Regions from separate parts of the Homo sapiens genome. Here region 1 is linked to region 2. Evidence: chromatin loops called from intact Hi-C (ENCODE). Cell type or tissue: OCI-LY7. All regions are shown on one strand. Links, peaks and the distances in the headings refer to the core of each region. The heading gives the core; the rest is flanking DNA.

Region 1 (8,971 bases), core at 3,331-5,830, 200 kb after region 2:
GATTTGACAGGAGGCGGAGCTCAGGCTCTAATTCTGACTAGCCTGCCGGCTGCTCACCTCCTGCTGTGTGGCCCAGTTCCTAACAGGCCACGAACTGGTACTGATTGTTCCCCAGAGTTTGGGGACCCCTTGTCTTGACAGTATCATGCACAGGTAGGTACTTTTAAGCTGTTTGATATTATTGTTTCTACTTCGGGAGATGGGAAGATAAATGGAATAAAATGAGCAAAGTGGCAGTGCCATTAAAGATCTGTGGATATCTGATTTCTCACAGAATTCACAGAATTACCCTTCATTAAAAGATGCAAATGGCAGTTTTATGAAGTCTTTTTGCCCTGTTTTGTGTTGGGTGTTCAGTACAGATGCAATTTTTTTTTTTTTAAATTTTCGATACAGGGTTGGTTGAATCCACTGTTGTGGAACCCATGGGTATGAAGGCCCGACTGTGCTGGGTTAAAAGGTCTTTTCTGTTAGAACTTAAAAATACTATCCTACTTCCTTTTGTCCTCTGTGGTTTCCGATGACAAATTCTCAGTTATTCTAATTTTGTTACTTTGTGAGTAATGCAAGTGAAACTTAAGAATTTGAAAATTTGAGTTTTCAGCCATTATTTACTCAAATGCTTTTTCTTTCTCCACTATACTCTTCTTCCCTTCTGGAACTTGAGGAAATGAATATTAGACCTCTTGATAACTATTGTCCTGTAAGTCCTTGAGGTTTTTTATTTTTATTTTTATTTTTTTGTTTTAAGAGACAGGGTCTCATTCTGTCTCCCAGCGTGAAGTGCAGTGGTGTGATCACAACTCACTGCTGCCTCAAAATTGGCTCAAGCAATCCTCCTGCCTCCACCTTCAGAATAGCTGGAACTACAGATGTGTGCCATCATGCCTGACTAATTTTTTTTATCTTATTTTTTATAGTGCCAAGATTTCACTATGTTGCCCCAGTCTGGTCTCGAACTCCTGGGCTCAAGTGATCCTCCCACCTCAGCCTCCCAGAGTGCTGGAATTAGGTGTGAGACACCATGCCCAGCCCCTGAGGTTGGTCTCTCCTCTCATCTTCTCTCCCCCTACCCCTCCCCCCTTCCTTCCCCCTCCCCCCTCTCCCCACCCCTCCTTATTACCCTCCCCCCTCACCTCCCCCTACCCTCCCCCCTCACCTCCCCTACCCTCCCCATCTCACCTCCCTTCCCTTCCCCCGCCCCTCCCCCTCCTTTCCCCTCCCCCTCCCCTTCCTCCCCTCCCCTCCCTCTCCTCCCCTATCTCACCTCCCCTCCCTTCCCCCACCCCTCCCCCTCCCTTCCTCACCCCTCCCCTTCCTCACCCCTCTCTTCCCCCTCCCTCCTTTCCCCTCCCCCTCTCTTCCTCACCCCTCCCTTCCCCCTCCCTCCCCTCCCCTTCCCCTCCCCTCTCCTCCCCTCTTCCCTCTCCCCTCCCCTTCTCTTTCCCCCTCCTCTCCCTTCTCCTCTCCCCTCCCCCTCCCTTCTCCCCTCGCCCCTCCCTTCTCTCCTCCCCTCTCCCCTCCCCTCCCCTCTCTCCTCCCATCTCCTCCCCTCTCCCCACTCCTTCCTTTCTTCATTTTTTTCCCATCTCTCAGATTTAATATTTTCTATAAATCTGTCAGCTATCTAGCCTGTCTAATGAGATTTTCATTTTGGTTATTATATTTTTCAGTTTCTAAATTTTGCATTTGATTTTTCTTTATATCTTCTATTTTTTGAGGTGGCTTTCCATCTTTGTTCATCCAAGAGTGTTTGCCCTTGTTGGAACATTTTTATAATAGTGGCTTTAAAGTCTTGGTCAGATAAATCCATCATCTGCATTATTTCAGTGTTGGCATCTGTTGTTTTTTTCTCATTGAGGTTTTCCTGATTCTTCATTTGTCAAATTATTTTGGGCTGTATCCTGGACAATTTAAGTGTCATATTTTGAGACCTTTTGTCTTGGTTTAATGCTGTGATGAATGTTGAATTCTTTTCCCCCGCTGAGACTGAGTTTTGCACTTGTTGCCCAGGCTGGAGTGCAACAGCGTGGTCTCGGCTCACTGCAACCTCTGCTTCCTGGGCTCAAGCGATTCTCCTGCGTCAGTCTCCCAAGTAGCTAGGATTACAGGTGCACACTACCACACCCAGCTAATTTTTTCTATTTTTAGTAGAGACGCGGTTTCACCATGTTGACCAGGCTGGTCTCGAACTCCTGACCTCAGGTGATCTGCCTGCCTTGGCCTCCCAAAGTGCTGGGATTACAGGCATGAGCCACCACGCCCAGCTGATTTTTTTTTTTAATAGGCAATTTGGTTGGGTTCATTCAGGTTGAAAGTTCTAAACAGCCTTCTGTAGGCTGTAGTTCCAATGCCAGTTTCCTTTACAAAACCTTTGCAGTCTTACTCAGAACTGTCCAGTGTGTGTGCCAAACATTGGACTGTCTGGGAACTGAGTAGTTGTCTACTCCATAGTTTAGCTCTCAGAGTCTGTGGTATGTTATTTTAGGATCAACCTTATGCAGGCATAGTTTGGAAGGGTGAGCACAAACTTCATGGGGCCACTTTCCTATGCTTCTCCTTCTTCATAATCTCTCTGGTACTTTTTGGTTGCCTAATCCTCCCCTCTTTATACTTCCAGCTACAGAGCTGGAGCTTGCTTTAGTTACTCTCTTCTGCTGCACATTTCTTGCAGCTGTGCCCATACTGGGGCCAAGTAGCAAGAAGACAGAGAAAAAAATAAGCAAAAAGAATTCTTGCTACCCTCTTGATGATGAAGGTTTGTTCCCTCAGAGTTTTAGACTTCTGCAGACCCCACTGCTGCTGCTGTCACTGCTTCCACCACCATCTTGTTTGCTCAGGGGCTGGGTATGGAGGATGTTGAAAAGAATAAAAAAAATGCCTAGGGAATTTTCTTCATTCTATCTAAGTATTAGGAGATTCTGTTCCTGCTCCTCAAGCTAGAACTAGAGGCTTCTCCTGGAGTTCTCTTTGTCTATCCCTGAGTGCCTGCTTCCAGATTTCAGCTGCTTTGAGTCTAGGGCAGGAGATACTAAAGGGGGAAAAATACTAAATCATCTGTTTGATATTAATATGAATTCTTATTTTATTCCCCAGTCTGCCTTAACTAGCTGCTTTATGCATCATCCAGGTTTTCTGGATTCAGTGGAAAAGACAAGGTAGTGTGTGCTTATTCCATCTTACTTGGAATTGGAACTCCTGGTATATTTGGAAATCAACAAAAATGTTAAAACGTAAGAAACAATTGTAACTCTAATGTATGGGTTTCCCCATATTCTTTGTTTTATGCTTCATGTTGTTTAAGAATACATGCATTAGGCTGGGCACGGTGGCTCACGCCTGTAAATCCCAGCACTTTGGGAGGCTGAGGCGGGTGGATCACCTGAAGTCAGGAGTTCGAGACCAGCCTGACCAACATGGAAAAACCCTGTCTCTACTAAAAAAAAATACCAAATTAGCTGGGCGTGGTGGTGCTTGCCTGTAATCCCAGCTACTTGGGTGGCTGAGGTGGGAGAATTGCTTGAACCCGGGAGGCGGAGGTTGCGGTGAGCCGAGATCGCGCCATTGCACTCCAGCCTGGGCATCAAGAGCAAAACTCCGTCTCAAAAAAAAAAAAAAAGAATACATGCATTAGAACCCACACAAGGAAACTGTCCCGTTTCAGGGTACACCTTTTATGGGTGCAACTAAATGTGCAAATTTAGTAAAACATTTTGGGCACTTGAAGCTATTGCAACTTTTGCTGCCTCAGAGAAGCAGGATAATTAAATTTTTGCCTATGGAAAAAGTAATTTTACCTTAGTTTTATGTCTTTTCTAATTTGTCATAAGATTCTAGGCCAAAGATCTAATAACCATTTTCTAGGAAGTTTCTTTTTGTTTGTTGTACTTATTTGAAGTGCATTAGGTTTCTCTTCTTTTTAATCACCAGTATATTGTTTTGAAAGTATATTGAACATTTTTTGTCATATTTTTTCTCCTTTCTCTTTTATATTTCTTACCTTTTTGTACTTTTTGTTTTTTACACTGTATTTCTTTATTTTAGATTCTTCACCCCTACTCTCCATGTCCCCTACTCCCACCCCACTAAAATGGTGGATAGGATTTATGTAGGGGTGCTGCTCTGAGAGTTTGAACTCTGATTGAGAGACTAATCCCCACCCCCGAAGGCTGTCTGCATCAGCTGTCCCCCTGGCTAATTAGAATTCCAAAGGGCATTAATAACCATTTAAATTAATCCGATTATACCTGCAGTTGCTAAAGGTAAGGTTCAGGCTGTTTAACCCTCTGTTAATGAACGCAAACATGAATCAAAACTGGGTAGGAATTTTACAGTTTATTTTCATTTCTGCCCAAAGGAAGAAAACCATTTCACCTGCTCTTTGTAGCAGTCTAGTTTACAACAATGCAAGGAAGCCTTGCCATTAATTCAGCCTTCATTAAAAGACCAAAGCTAAATTGCTCCATCTTGTGAAAATGCATTTGCATTGTTTGTGAAAGTCCTTTGGGGGCAGAGCTGTAGAAAACCGCCTAACAGCAAATAATCCTTTAGTTAAATGCAAAAGTGTTATAAAGAGCTAAAAATTCTCTTTCTAGCAACTAATGTTGCAATGATAATTTGACAGTAGTGGTCTCCCAAGGGGCATTAAACAGGTGGAAAAAGAGCTACCATTTCAGAACTTTAGTTAAAAAGGAGTGGAAATTGAATGACCAGTATTAAGAGTCAGAAGAAAGTCTATAGGGTTATGTAGTCCAGTTTCTCTCATATAGGAATTTTTTCTCCAACATAGTGGACATGGTTACCTAGTTTCTTTGTAAACATCTCAGTAACAGCAAGTGTTAATAAGGCAGCCCATCTCATAATCAGATAACTTGTTATTGTCAGAGAATCCTGATCTGAAATTAGTAACTATTATTTTTCTTTCATTTTACCCTTTGAGCCATATTGAATTATTTCAGTATAGCTCATTGCCCTCATTCCTATTCCCTGACCTCTCCATATTTTCTTCTTTAGATCAGGTGTGTATTACAGGAGATTTTTGAAATGTAGAAATATATGGAAGAATAAAATGTTCAGTAAACATGATTGTAAGACAGCACTTTTCATACATGGTTGAAGTTGAAAAATTTTAAAGCAAGAAAAGGACCAGAAGAAATATCTTTCCATGTAATTGGCTATTTCTTGAAGAGTTATTCTTTTTGCTGTTAATGTGTGTGTCACCTATGGAAAAGTCTAGATTCAATAACTAAGTCAGAAAAATTGGTTTGAGAAAAAGACATCTACTGGAATCTGTACGGCAGTCCTTCAACAAAGATATCTATTAGTCGATAGATGTCATCCCCAACACCTGTCTACAATGACTCATGTCTTTTCCTGATTACCACTTATAGATTTTTCCCTTTTTAAAAAAACTTTACACAAAATGTAAACTTCATACATTGGGATTATTCTTTAGTCTGGATCTTTTCTTTGAATGAAATAAGCTTTGGGATGCTTATTTAGATGTTCAATGGAACAGTGTGGAGAACAGTAATTGTGTTTGGGCTAAAGAATTAATCCATTTAGTCATGGGAAGCACTACTTAGCTTTCCATAGCAGCTGAATTGTGGTGCAACTTTGGGGCTATTTTAGGATTTTAACCTCAAATAGAAATGAAAGTTTATTTGTATTGATGAACATATGCTTTTGAATAATGAGCCATTGACTTGATTTCAATGAAAGTGAAATTGTTTTTCAATTCAGTTATTTTATGTTTGAACATGAATTGAAAGCTACATCTTTGTATTGCTGAAATTTAAAAAAAATCAATAACTTTAACATTTTAACAGAAAGTGTTTTAATAAGCAATTATTAGGGTGGCTTCAGAAGGGTATTGTAGCTTTAAAAATTTCTGACGGTTATTAGTACACTTTTGTACTGTGTAAATCAGACATTGGAATAAAATTACTTTTATTAACTAAAATTCTCCTACAATAGGAAATTTTACTGCATTTTGACATCTAGCAGGCCAAAGAAAGATGTTCAGAAAGTCTTATTTCTGTCTCAGACCAATAATTATCCCATATTTTGTATAAAACATTCTTTAAAATTGTTAGTTTAGATGATCACACAAAAGTAACTTTTCCAAGGGATGTAAGTTGCCTGCCACTGTACTACAGTCTGGCAGGTTCTACAGCCTGGAGAAAAATCTAGTAGCCTTTTAAAAAAAAAAAATTGTGTTAATAATAGCCTGTTTATGTTGTTGGATTTTCTGCTGTTTCATGTACAATTTTATATGAGCTACCAATTAATGCAGTTTATATGCAGTTTCTATCCTCAGCAAGGAATGAGGTGGTAATCCTGCCCTGCTCTTACTACAAAAGCTGGGCACATATCTACCAAGGAAAAATTTGTCCGCCTTCAGGAATTTCTTTCTCCCTCTTTCCTAATCAGTGCAAATCCATCAGTCACCTGAAGTCTCATCTCCTCCATGAAGCTTGTCCTGTGTGACCCTTGTAACCTGATATCCTCATCTTTAAAATTATTATTTGAATGCCTCATCCCTTTCCCTCTTACAGCGTTTTCATTATGATTTTCAGGTTCACACTCAAACTCAGACATTGCTGATGTTCTTTGAACTCCTCTCTGGCACTTAACTTGCCTATCCCACACAATTAAGCACTCTGACCAATTTTGTAGTTAGGGTGAAGTTTTCATACAAATGTGGATATATTGAAGACAAACTCTAAAAAATTGGGTACTTGCTATGCTAGGATAGTGGCCTTTAATATATTAAAGAATATTTCTCTTTTTGAGTTAGCATTTTTAATAGAAAATTAGATAATGGTTAAAACTCAAATTGGAGTACTTGATTCCTGGTGATTTAAGAGATGATACAGAGGTCCTATAAGAGACTTTAGAGCTTACTTACATATCGTAAGTGGTAGGTCAATGTAGAGTTAAGTAGCAACGGCCTTGCAACTCAAGAGCAAGACTGTTAGATAATATAGGTAGAGAATCAAGCAGGATGAAGCAGTGTATTTAGTATAGGGAATGGAATTATTTGGAGTAATGGTACTGGGAAAACATGTCTGAACAGATAATAGAGAGTGTGTGGGGTTAAGACAGACTCTAGTGGCACTGGGAGGATTGGGATAGAGCTTGGTGTTGCACAGATATTGTGCCTTAAGCTTAAGTGATGTATTGATGATTTTCATGGAGCATTTATTCTTTTTAAAGGGAAGATTTATTTGGGTGTTGTCCTGGTTAACTTCAGGAAGGCTTCTGTGTGAAATTATGCTGGAATTCGTTTTAAGGATGTAAATCCTATAAATCCACAGCTTGGGTGACAAATTGAATCTCTAACAAATAGAAGGAATTTAAGAGAAAAATCCTGTTGTCAAAGAATAGCTGATATTACAAACAGTTATTATATATACAAATTCTCTATCCAAAGGATGTCTTTGTATGTTGTTGAGATCATTGTCACTGCTTACTCTCAGGTGGGTATAGCAGAACAAGAACTCAGATTTCTTGGATTCTCTTTTTTCTTTTTTTTTTTTTTTTTGAGATGGGGTCTCACTCTATTGCCCAGGCTAGAGTGCAGTGGTGTGATCTCGGCTCACTGCAACCTCCACCACCCGGGTTCAAGCTATTCTCATGCCTCAGCCTCCCTAGTAGCTAGGATTACAGGCGTGCACCACCACACCTGGCTAATTTTTGTATTTTCAGTGAAGACGGGGTTTTACCATGTTAGCAAGGCTGGTCTTGAACTCCTGACCTCAGGAGATCCGCCCACCTCAGCCTCCCAAAGTGCTGGGATTACAGACGTAAGCCACCGCGTCCAGCCAGATTCTCATATTTTTTGTAACAGCAGATCCCTTATAAGTGCATCCCTTTGCACACCTAAATGCCTAAATCATATTGTTGATAAGTTTAATTCAGCAAATAACTGTTATTTAGCCACTAGGGACGTTGCAGAAGAAACTACAAAATAAAGTTTTTTTTGTTTATTTTCTTCTCATCTCCTTTAGATATATGAAAAATGCTGCTCATTAGCAATGTTTGTGATGTGGTCATGCAAACCAATGTGTTTTGCGTCTAATGTAGCAGTTTAATGAGTGGGAAGATGACTATCCTGGGGTGAATATGAAATGTGGCATGGAAAAGGAAACAATTGCTTGTGAATCCTGGAGAATCTGGTAAAGGGGGAACTTAAATATGTCGAGGAAGGGAAAGGCATTGTAAACCAGAAGAATAGATAGGGAGAACAGTTTGAGCAAATTGTTTTGGGAGGCATATTTAATGTAGTGAAGACTTAATGTAGTAGTGATTTAATGCGAATTAGCTGGAAGAGACACTACCTACAAAGCTCATAATTTAGTCCAAATTCTGAGGAGTAACTTATACTAGGTTGGTAATGGTACTACTGCAAGTAAATAAAATATTGCCAAAATAATTTTGAAATTAGAGTCACCACGATTTAATGACTTGATAAAAATGTTAATGGAGAGAAGAGAGATTGTAAGTTTGTGTGATTTTTTAAAATAATTCAACTACTGATAGCAATAGGGAAGTTGAAAGGAAGGGCCCAGTCCACTTTAGTTTTAGATGTGTAGAGTTTGAATTTTCTGCATTTGATTTTGGTGAAGGAATTATGAGGGTACTTCAAAAAATAAGACTAGAATGTTTGTGTCAGGCCCAGATATATAAATATATATAAATATTTGGGCATGGAAAGAAAATCCCAGGAATCAAATAATGTGCCAGTTTTATGATTTTGACACACTCAAACCTCTGCCTTTTGTTTCTCTGGGTCACTCTGTCCAGTACAACAATAGGCTTGCTATGTATTTTGGATGAACAATGAAAGAGAGTGAACTGTTCTTTAAAAAGCTGTTTATTATAGTGAAACTTTATCTGTAGATGCAGCCACTTTGCCAGATCTCTGATGGAACTAACAATAATTTTGTCTAGTTAATTTTAATAGTAC
Region 2 (8,971 bases), core at 3,044-5,543:
AAACGGAAAACGGCCCAGCCTAGACCTGGGCACCTCCCACTGCCAAGAACTGTACCAGGTGTTTTGCCTCTGTTATGGAATTCTCACAGTAATTGTATGACCTAAGTATATAGTCCCCATTTTACAGATGGGGAAACCGACCCTTGGAGATGTTCAGAAATGTGTCCCTTGCCACAGAGCGGGTATGTGAGATGAACTACAATGATACTCTCATAGGCAAGAGAGCTTTACAGCTTATAAAGCACTTTCTCATGCACTTCTTCTCGCCGAATTTGCACAAGAATTTGAAGAAGGCGTCCTGCTCTCTCTGGTGCCAGTAGGAAAATCGAGGCCCAGCATGGGTTGCCCAAGATCACCAGCAAGGGAGTGCCAAGCCAGGACTCCAAGCCCCGCCTTGAAGGCCTTGAACGAGATGGCTCAGGCACAGGCTCTGCTCGTTCCCTCTCCCCATTCTTTGGGGAGCTAGGAAGGAGTCATACACTGGGGTCTGCTGGAAGATGCTCGGGGCCATGGGGAAGAGCAGGAAAGGGGAAAGGGGCTCCCACGAAGGAAGGCATTTGCTGGAGGAACCATAAATTAGGCCCCCAAACAGTTGTTTTTCGCCCATTGTCTCTGCCTCTCTGCCTGCCTGCCTGCCTCCTTAAGGTTGTCTCCCGAGAGGGAGGTACGCAGGTTCTTAACTGATAAAATGTGCCAGCAGTTAAAAGATACAAACCTGACCAATCGTCCTTTTCAGAAAAGAGATGTTCACGGAACAAAAGTACTATTCAGAAGTGCTGGATGGCGTTTGTGTCTGAGACAGAAAGGAAACGAAGAGCGAGAAGATGAAGAAGGAGGGAGGGGGAGCGGCGGGGAGCGGGGGAGGAGAAAGGATCAGGAGCTGGAAGGGTTGTCCAGACTCAGTGGGTCCTAACCGAGGCTCCGGAAGGGCAGGACCTGACTCAGACCACACCGCAAGGCCACGGCTGAGTCAGGATGAGAAACCCAGGCTTCTCCAGTGTCGTGTCAGGCTCACCTTACTTCTGACAGCTGCCCTCAGCTACGACTTGAATTATTTGTGTTTCAGAAACATGGAGCTGAAATTCTGCCAGCATGAATTCCAGTTGGTATTTCTTTCCTTTTCTTCTGACCCTAAGCTGAACAATCCTATCATGAAACTTAGTAATATAAATAAAATGATCATTAAAAAAGAAAGAAAGCCTGTAATCCTGGCATTTTGGGAGCCTGAGGCAGGAGGATTGCTTGAGCCCAAGAGTTCAAGACCAGCCTAGGCAACAAAGCGAGATCTTGTCTTGACAAAAAAATTTTAAAAAATAGCCGGGTGTGGTGGTGCATGCCTGCAGTCCCAGCTACTCAGGAGGCTGAAGTGGAAGGATCACTTGAGCCCACGAGGTCAAGGCTGCAGTGAGCTGTGTTTGCACCACTGCACTCCAGCCTGGGCAACAGAGTGAGACCCTGTCTCAAAAAAAAAAAAAAAAAAAAAAAAGAGAGAGAGAGAGAGAAAACAAAAAATCTGGGAATTTAGAACGTTCTCAACGAGATCTTTTTGAGGAATCTAGATTCAGAGTAAAAACACTTTGCTCTGATAATAGAAATAAGAAAATAATAGGTGATATTTTTGAAACTTGCCATGTGCCAGTGCTAATCAAAATATTATAGGCAACATTTTCTAATTACCAGAAAAGGCAGGAATTATTATCCCCCTTTGACAGGTGAGGAAATTGAAGCTCAAAGAAGCTAAAGCCCTTTGCTGTCAAAGCTCACACTGCTAGTAAAAGGAAAGGCAAGGCTCAAACCCCAGTCTACTCACGGTGCCACCTGCTGTGGCTTAAAACCCACATGTGACCAGCCGGCTGCGCTTGAAGGTGACCAACTTGCAGGTGTGACAGGGAAGTGTGCGCAGCAGTGTTAGGAAAGCTTCAGAAATGGCGTACCCCTGAGTGATGCAACAGACTCTGAGCCAAGGTCCCCCTGAGCTCAGCCAGACAGGATAATGGGGGAACAGGCAGAACTGCGAAAAAGTAGAATCAAAGCCCCATGTTGGAGAGAGCTGAGGATATTCCCCTGGAGAACACAGCCTCATACGGATGTCATCCTGTTGTGACACCCTCTGTGAGAGGCAGACTGGGATGGCCAGTAAGCACCTAGGTACTAGTCCCAACACTGCCACTATTGAGCTGTGTGACCTTGGGAAATTGTCTCACTCTCTCTGTATCTCTATAAAATGGGGATAATAAGAGTATCCACCTGGTACAGTGGTTGTGAGTATTACATGAGTTAATAATTTAAAATCCAGAGTCAATACTCAGTAAATGTTAGCCGTTATAGTTATCCCATATTGCAGTTCCTCTTTGGTGCTGTGATCTATACACATCTGGAGCACATGCTTAGGTATGGCAGGCAGAAAGAGGACCACAGGCACCAGTATCCATATGTATGCATGTGTGCATGTAGATCACGAAAGAGCTCCCTCCCCGTCTAGAATGGCTGTCACAAGATCCTGGAGGATGGAGACTCTGGGGTCAGGCAGGACTTGGGGAACGTTTGACGTGCAAGGCTCTGTGTTCTGCTCAGCAGCCTCCACTCATTCCCCAGATGAGCCCATGGCTTCTGTGACATCCATGGCCCCCATTCGGTACATATTTGCTGTTGTGAACCAGGCCCTGTGCTGGGCACTAAGGTGACATTGGTGACTGCTCCAGACACAGTTCCTGCCTTCATGGAGCTCACAGTCTTGCTGGGAAAACAGGCGAGTGACAAATGTGATATTTTGATGAACAGGCAGGTTCTGTGTGCTGGTGGGGAGTTGGGTTGGAGGGGAGCATCTGAGAAGCCCTCACTTAGGAAGTGACACAAGCTAGATCCTGAAGTTTGGGATGTCAGCCAGGTAAACAGTAGGGTGAGGGAGGAAGACAGTTTTTCAAGCAGTGGGAAGAGCATAATAAAAGGCACTCTTTATTGAGCACTTATTATATATGGGGTCATCCTGAGCACTTTACATGCATAATCTCATTCAATTCATATAACAGTCCAATCACAAGCACAATTGGGAAACTGAGGCTCAGAGATTGGTCCAAGATTCCAGGAGTAGTCATTGTTGAGTCAGCACTAGAACTCGGGTTGTCTGACTCCTAGGTTGCAAACAGGACAGAGCATGTGGTGTTTAAGGAACGGAAAGAGGTTTGGTATGACTGGAGTGCGCATGAAAAGAGGAGAGTGGAGAGGGCCTGGCAGCCTTGTTAAGAAGTTTGCATAGCTTCTGAGAACAATGGGCAGATTTGAAGGTTAAAACCCTTCAGGCAAGTCATTGATCAGAATTTTCTTTCAGCTGCTATGTGGAGGGCAGACTATTATTTGGACAAGTCAACGACATTGGAGATGGGGACCAGCCAGCAGGCTACAGCAATAGTCCAAATGAGAGAAGAGAGTGCTTGGACTAAGGCAGTAGCAATGGGGATGGAGAGAAATGAGCAGATTCAATGGATATTTAGGACAGAGATGCAGTGACCTTGAGCAAACGCTTGCCATAAGGCAGGCCTTTTTCCGTGGTGACATGTAGAGGCACAAACTTTCTAAGCAGTGAAGATGGTGGAGCCCCTGCTTCCCGCTAATTTAAATTCCAGAGAAGGCCGGGCGCAGTGGCTCACGCCTGTAATCCCAGCACTTTGGGAGGCCAAGACAGGTGGATTGCTTGAGCTCATGAGTTTGAGACCAGCCTGGACAACATGGTGAAATCCCATCTCTACAAAAAATACAAAAATTAACCAGGCATGGCGGTTCATGCCTGTAGCCCCAGCTACTCCGAGGCTGAGCTGGGAGGATGGCTTGAGCCCAGGAGGCAGAGGTTGCAGTGAGCTGAGATCACACCTCTGCACTCCAGCCTGGGCGGTAGAGCCAGACCTTGTCTCAAAAAAAAAAAAAAAAAAAATTCCAGCAAAAATTATAAAATCACAACACTCTCCTTTTCCTAAAGCACCAAAAAGATTTCAAAAGCATTTTTCCATCTTCTATTTTATGTAAGTCTAAGAGAAAGATGTGACTATAATCTCCACAGATGTGAGAAGTGACCTACCCAAGGTCACATGGCTGACAGAAAGATCTAGAATCTAACTCCAGCTCTAGTGCTCTCTGGTACACCACAGAGTGTCAGAGCCCAAAAGAACCTCAAAAATCGTCTGCTCCAATTTCCACATTTTAATATGCGGAAAACAAGGCCCAGAGAGAAGTGACTTGGCCAAGGTCACACAGCAAGTAAAGGCTTAGAGTAGAACCAAGGACTCTACTCCCAGAAAGGTTTATATCAAGGCATTTGGACCATGGAGGTGAGAAAGGACCAGATTAATCCCCACTAGCAATGGTCCAGCCTCCCCCTCCCTGACTGAATGCTGCTGAAGAAGTGAGACTTCAGCTAATGGTCAGCCCACCTGGGCACTGCCACCTCCGACCCAGTTACAAGCATACCAAGCTCATGAATGGCCGGTACACACTGCCCTGCTACCCTACCCCTCTTGTTCCTAACCCTGGACAGCAACTAAGCTGTCCTGGGTCGATGGTGCCACCTGGTGGCTGGTGCTGGGAAGTGTCTGACTCCCTCATCACTTTCGTCCTCCACTGTTCAGTCCCTCAAGAGGCTATGCCTTTCTTTCTGCCTATTTCCTCTCATAGATCAGTTAATTTTGCTACAAGCAATGTGTTTCTCACACATACCTTCTCTCACACCTTTTATCCTTCTTCCTCTCTCAATTTTTCTCAAATTACCTTAAGACATTCTCTTGTTCTCCCTCTCCCACAGTTTATTCTAACACAGGGATAAAATGCCCCAAGGAAGGACTAACACAAATGTTAATTTGTACTAATAAAAATGAAAACTAGAAATTTCAAAGTAAAATTAAACACATGCGGGCACACACACACCTCGCCCCCACCCCCCAACCCTCCCACACACACACATGAGTCAACCAGAAACATTCCAGAAACACCCAGAAGCCCCTGTGGAATCAGAACAAAAATCTCCCCTTTGTCAACTGTCTTTTAGACCTGCTTTTCCTCAAATGCCAGGAGTCAAGATAAATACCAAACCCACTTCTTTATTTTATTTTGTTTCATTCCCAATCAATAGCATTGCTAGGTTTTCTTCCCATCAAAAATATGCCCCAGATGGGGTCTCCAGGTGGCTGCAGGCTAGTACAGAGCTAAGCTGGATGGGGAGAATAGGCAGGGTTCTGAAACACTCACTCCCCAGGCTCTCGGGTGGCACGAGCTGGCTGCTGCTGGCACAGAAGAAAGCCTGCTGGAGGGAAATCAGACCTCAAGCCCTACCAACAATCTGCTGGGAAGGGGAGAAGGCTCGGTAGCTATGTCTTTCCGTGGGAGCTCAACCTGGGATAGAAGCAAGAAGCACTACATACATATCCCAATCGGCTAGTGGAGGATTTCCAAAACCCAGTGTGTCTTGTCACTCCCTCCTCAGCTCAAAGACCTGCCATGGCTCCCACTGTCTTAAGGAGCTAAGAACAGGAGAAATGACTGATGACACCTTTCTTTTAACTGAAACCACTTAATTGCTCACCTTATCTATATGAGTGATAAGTAGGCAAGTTCAGACTTTGCAGCAGCCTGAAGCAGAAATTTTCAAAGTGTAGTCCAGGGAGCCCTGCCAGGGTTGGAAGAAGGGGTCCCCAAGATACTTTCAGGTGATCTGTGAGGACAAAATTATTTTCATTGTTTTTTTATTTTACTTTAAGTTCTGGGATACACGTGCAGAATGTGCAGGTTTGTTACACAGGTATACATGTGCCATAGTGGTTTGCTGCACCTGTTATTTTCATATTAATGCTAATGTGTGATTTGTCTTCTTCACTCTCATTCTCTCACGAGTCTACAGTGGAGGTTTTCAGAAGCTGTAAGATGTGTTCCATCACAACGGAGTGAATACAGCAGCAGCTATGAGAGTCCAGCTGTTTTCTATTAAGCCAGACACTAAAGGGATCTGCAGAACTGTAAGCCAATGCCATTCATACTAAATTTTGGGTTTGGAAGATTCGGTTCTTTCTTATTTCAAAAATATTATTTATGTTACTTGTTTGTTACTGTTATTTTTAATAAATAAATATTTTAAACTTTCATCCATTTTAATTAACCCTCATAAACTAAAGCTCCTTGAAGTCCTTGATAATTTTTAAGAGTTTAAAGGGACCCAGGACCAAACATTTGAGAACTGCTGCCCTACAATAATGCCAAGAGGACTTGAGATGGAACCAGGAGAAACTCAAAATTTTGGTGCCAGAAAAAAACCTCAGCAATTCATTGATCTCCTGTTTTAGATGGAAAAACTGAGGCCCAGACAGAGAAAGGGACAGGAAGAAGGGACACAGCAGGGGCAGGGGTTTGAAGCCTTGTAAATTCTCTGACCCACAGGCTATGCAGCCAGGGATTAAACCATATTCCCAAGCCAGAGAGAAAGGACTGTGGGATTCTCTTCCCCATGGGGCAGCAGGGCATGCAGGGTGGAGAAAGCCAAGGCCATTTCACCTCAAGTTCCAGACCGCCTTGGCAGGGGACTGCCCACAGCAGATGAGACTATATCCCCCTCCATCGGCCCCACCACTCTTTTACTGGTTGGCCCCCAAACTGATTCCCTGAACTGAGATCCCCACATGGCAGCACCCTGCCCTCTCCCATACCCCCAGGGCTCTCCCGAACACCAGTACACCACCCCATGGGAAAAGGAACTGGGGGTAAGAGGAGGGGGAGGGGCTGGGGCAAACCAGGTGCACAAACAGAGAGGGTGGGGGTTCAGCGGCGTTGGCTCTCACGGGGGCTCTCGCTCACTGAATCAAAGTGAAACTTGGGGACCCAGGAGCGAGGAGGAACCGAAACCTGAGCCCCCACCCGTGGGACAGGCCCTGGGCACTAGGGAAAGGCCCCAGGAGCCCCTCCAATTGGCCACCTGGCCTCAGATGCCCTGCGTTACCACAGAGGCCTCCAGCAGTTGTCTATCTGGGTCTCAGCTGAGGTGCCCACAGCTACAAGATCAGGACAGAGATCACAGGGGAGAGTGGCCCGCCAGGCAGGGAGATGGAAACCAGGTCCTCACCATCTCTGCCACTAACTGCCCCCTGCATACCCTTGGGCCAAGCCTGCGCCCTCTGTGCCTGGACTACCCTACCTGCAGGGTATAGAGCACATGACCTGCCAAGGAGTGTGGCTGCTTGGCCACTGCCCTAAGTTCTTGCCTCCGCTACCCTACCCACCTCTGGCCTGTAAGCCTGACTACCCACTTCCCTGACCACACACATACACGCACGCACACTCGGCCCCACCGGCCAGTTCCAGGATCTGCCTCCCATTAGCTTCAGCTGCCACAGGCAGAGACTGAGCCAAACTGGTTTCTTTAGAGTTCATGCTAAGACTCCAGAAGCTCAAAGACCTTCAGGCCAAGGAAAACAGAGCACAAGTGCCGAGAGCAACTTGAGCGGGGAGCGCATGAGAACTCGGGCCCAGCAGCCCCAGATGACTGTTGCCTTGTGGGTTGCCAGGCTGCCAGCTGCCCCAGGGTTGCCAGATCTGATTTTTCTTCCCCAAAGAAGCCAGGCATCCATCCATACATGAAATTTCCTGATTTTGCAATGTTGGTAACTAATTCAAAATCATCATCAATACAGGGCAAGCCAAGGAAAGCATGGCTACCAGGCTGCCAATTCCCCCCTGGGTTCTACGTGATGCCCCCACCACGACCACACCCCAGCAGAACCTTGGTCCTGACTCCTTCCTAGACAAAAAGAGAACTCAGGTAACAACCCACCTCTCTACATGAGGGGACATGTAGACACCTCTCTACATCCAGGGGACAGCACACAGAGGGCCAGGGAGGGGACCTGCCCTTGGAAAGCCCCAGCAGAGGCCAAGACAAAATGGTGGTAACCTCCTTCCTGCCCCCAAAGCCACACTGGGAAAAGGAGATGGAGAGGCTGCCTGTTCACCCATACTCCACACTGGACCCTAAAGAATCCTTGGGTCTCAGCCAGTTGTGAAGGACCAATGACCCAACACTGGAAATCCCCACAGGGGAGTGGGCTGGTTCCAGAAAGCCAGGCCAGGTCCAGGCTCAAGGACAGCATTCCAGGTGGCAGGCCCTGAGTGGGCAATGGCCTGGAGACGGGAAGCTGAGCCAACACACAGGGACTGGAGGCACAGGAGGAATGAGCAGGAGGAAAGGGAGGCCCGCGAGAGAAGGGCAGGGCTTCTCTCAAGAACTGAGGTCAGTGCGGGGGGACGTGTGGGCAGCACCCCATGGGGAGATAAGACTGATGGGGCTGGCTGTCAACAGTGGGGATGGCGGACGGCCCTGTGAGAATGGAGGAAAGGAGGGAGAGGAAAACTGAATTTATCACATCGAAAGGCAAGGGATGCCAAGGATTTTCCACAGAGCCATCCTCTCTCTCTAGGTTTTGGGGGTTTTGCTGTGTGATCTGGGCAGACCGCCTCTCTTCTCTGAGCCTGTTTTCCCATGCGAATGACGGAGCGGGGCGTCTCAGGTGCTCTCCAAGGCCCTTCCAGCTCCCATGGGGGAGTCTCGAGGTCCAGGCTGGTGGCCCCAACAACCCCTCAGACGCCCAGCCCTCCCAGGCCCAGGGTGCTACCCTCTGCCCCCACCCTGGAGGCCTCCACCCCCCTGTGCTCCCTGTGCCTCTCTTCAGGGAAAACTGGGGCCTGACCCTTTTCTTCTGCCATGAAGCAGGCTGGGAGACTCAGCTTCCTAAAGGCAAAGGAGGAGGAAAGTGAGTGGCCCTTCATTCTGCAGCCGACACCTGGGGGCACTGTTGTTCAGCCTGGATGCCCCGGGCTCCCGGCTGCAGGCAATCGGCTTCTTCAGTACTATGGAATCGCTCCGTGGCTCCACAGCTCCAAACAGGAAGGTGGTGGTGGGCGAACCAGCCAGTTCCAGCTGCCAACAGGACCGTGGCTAAAG

Evidence for each region. Hi-C counts contacts between places; a loop is a spot of excess contacts. Peaks named below come from ENCODE experiments on the same cell type or tissue, not always from the same donor. Only the 100,000 strongest peaks of a DNase experiment are listed, where the experiment ranks them.
Region 1: it touches region 2 in a loop (2.9-fold over the local background); 5 of 110 quality-filtered maps call a loop at or near these places.

The regions. Positions count from the first base shown.
Region 1 is chr9:37,187,419-37,196,389 of GRCh38, forward strand. The region is part of intron 2 of ZCCHC7 (zinc finger CCHC-type containing 7); the gene reads left to right. Among named protein-coding and RNA genes, the nearest start is that of ZCCHC7, 71 kb to the left of the region's middle. RefSeq lists enhancers at 879-958, 2,402-2,621. In OCI-LY7, for the core only: CTCF peaks have their summits at 4,461 and 4,667; a DNase peak (open chromatin) is centred at 4,463; H3K4me3 peaks cover 1,295 bases; H3K27ac peaks cover 2,500 bases.
Region 2 is chr9:36,987,201-36,996,171 of GRCh38, forward strand. The region is part of intron 5 of PAX5 (paired box 5); the gene reads right to left. Among named protein-coding and RNA genes, the nearest start is that of PAX5, 43 kb to the right of the region's middle. RefSeq lists enhancers at 1-259, 6,451-6,500, 7,811-7,970, 8,001-8,060, 8,111-8,180 and 2 more. In OCI-LY7, for the core only: a CTCF peak has its summit at 4,581 (motif pointing left); a DNase peak (open chromatin) is centred at 4,581; H3K27ac peaks cover 419 bases.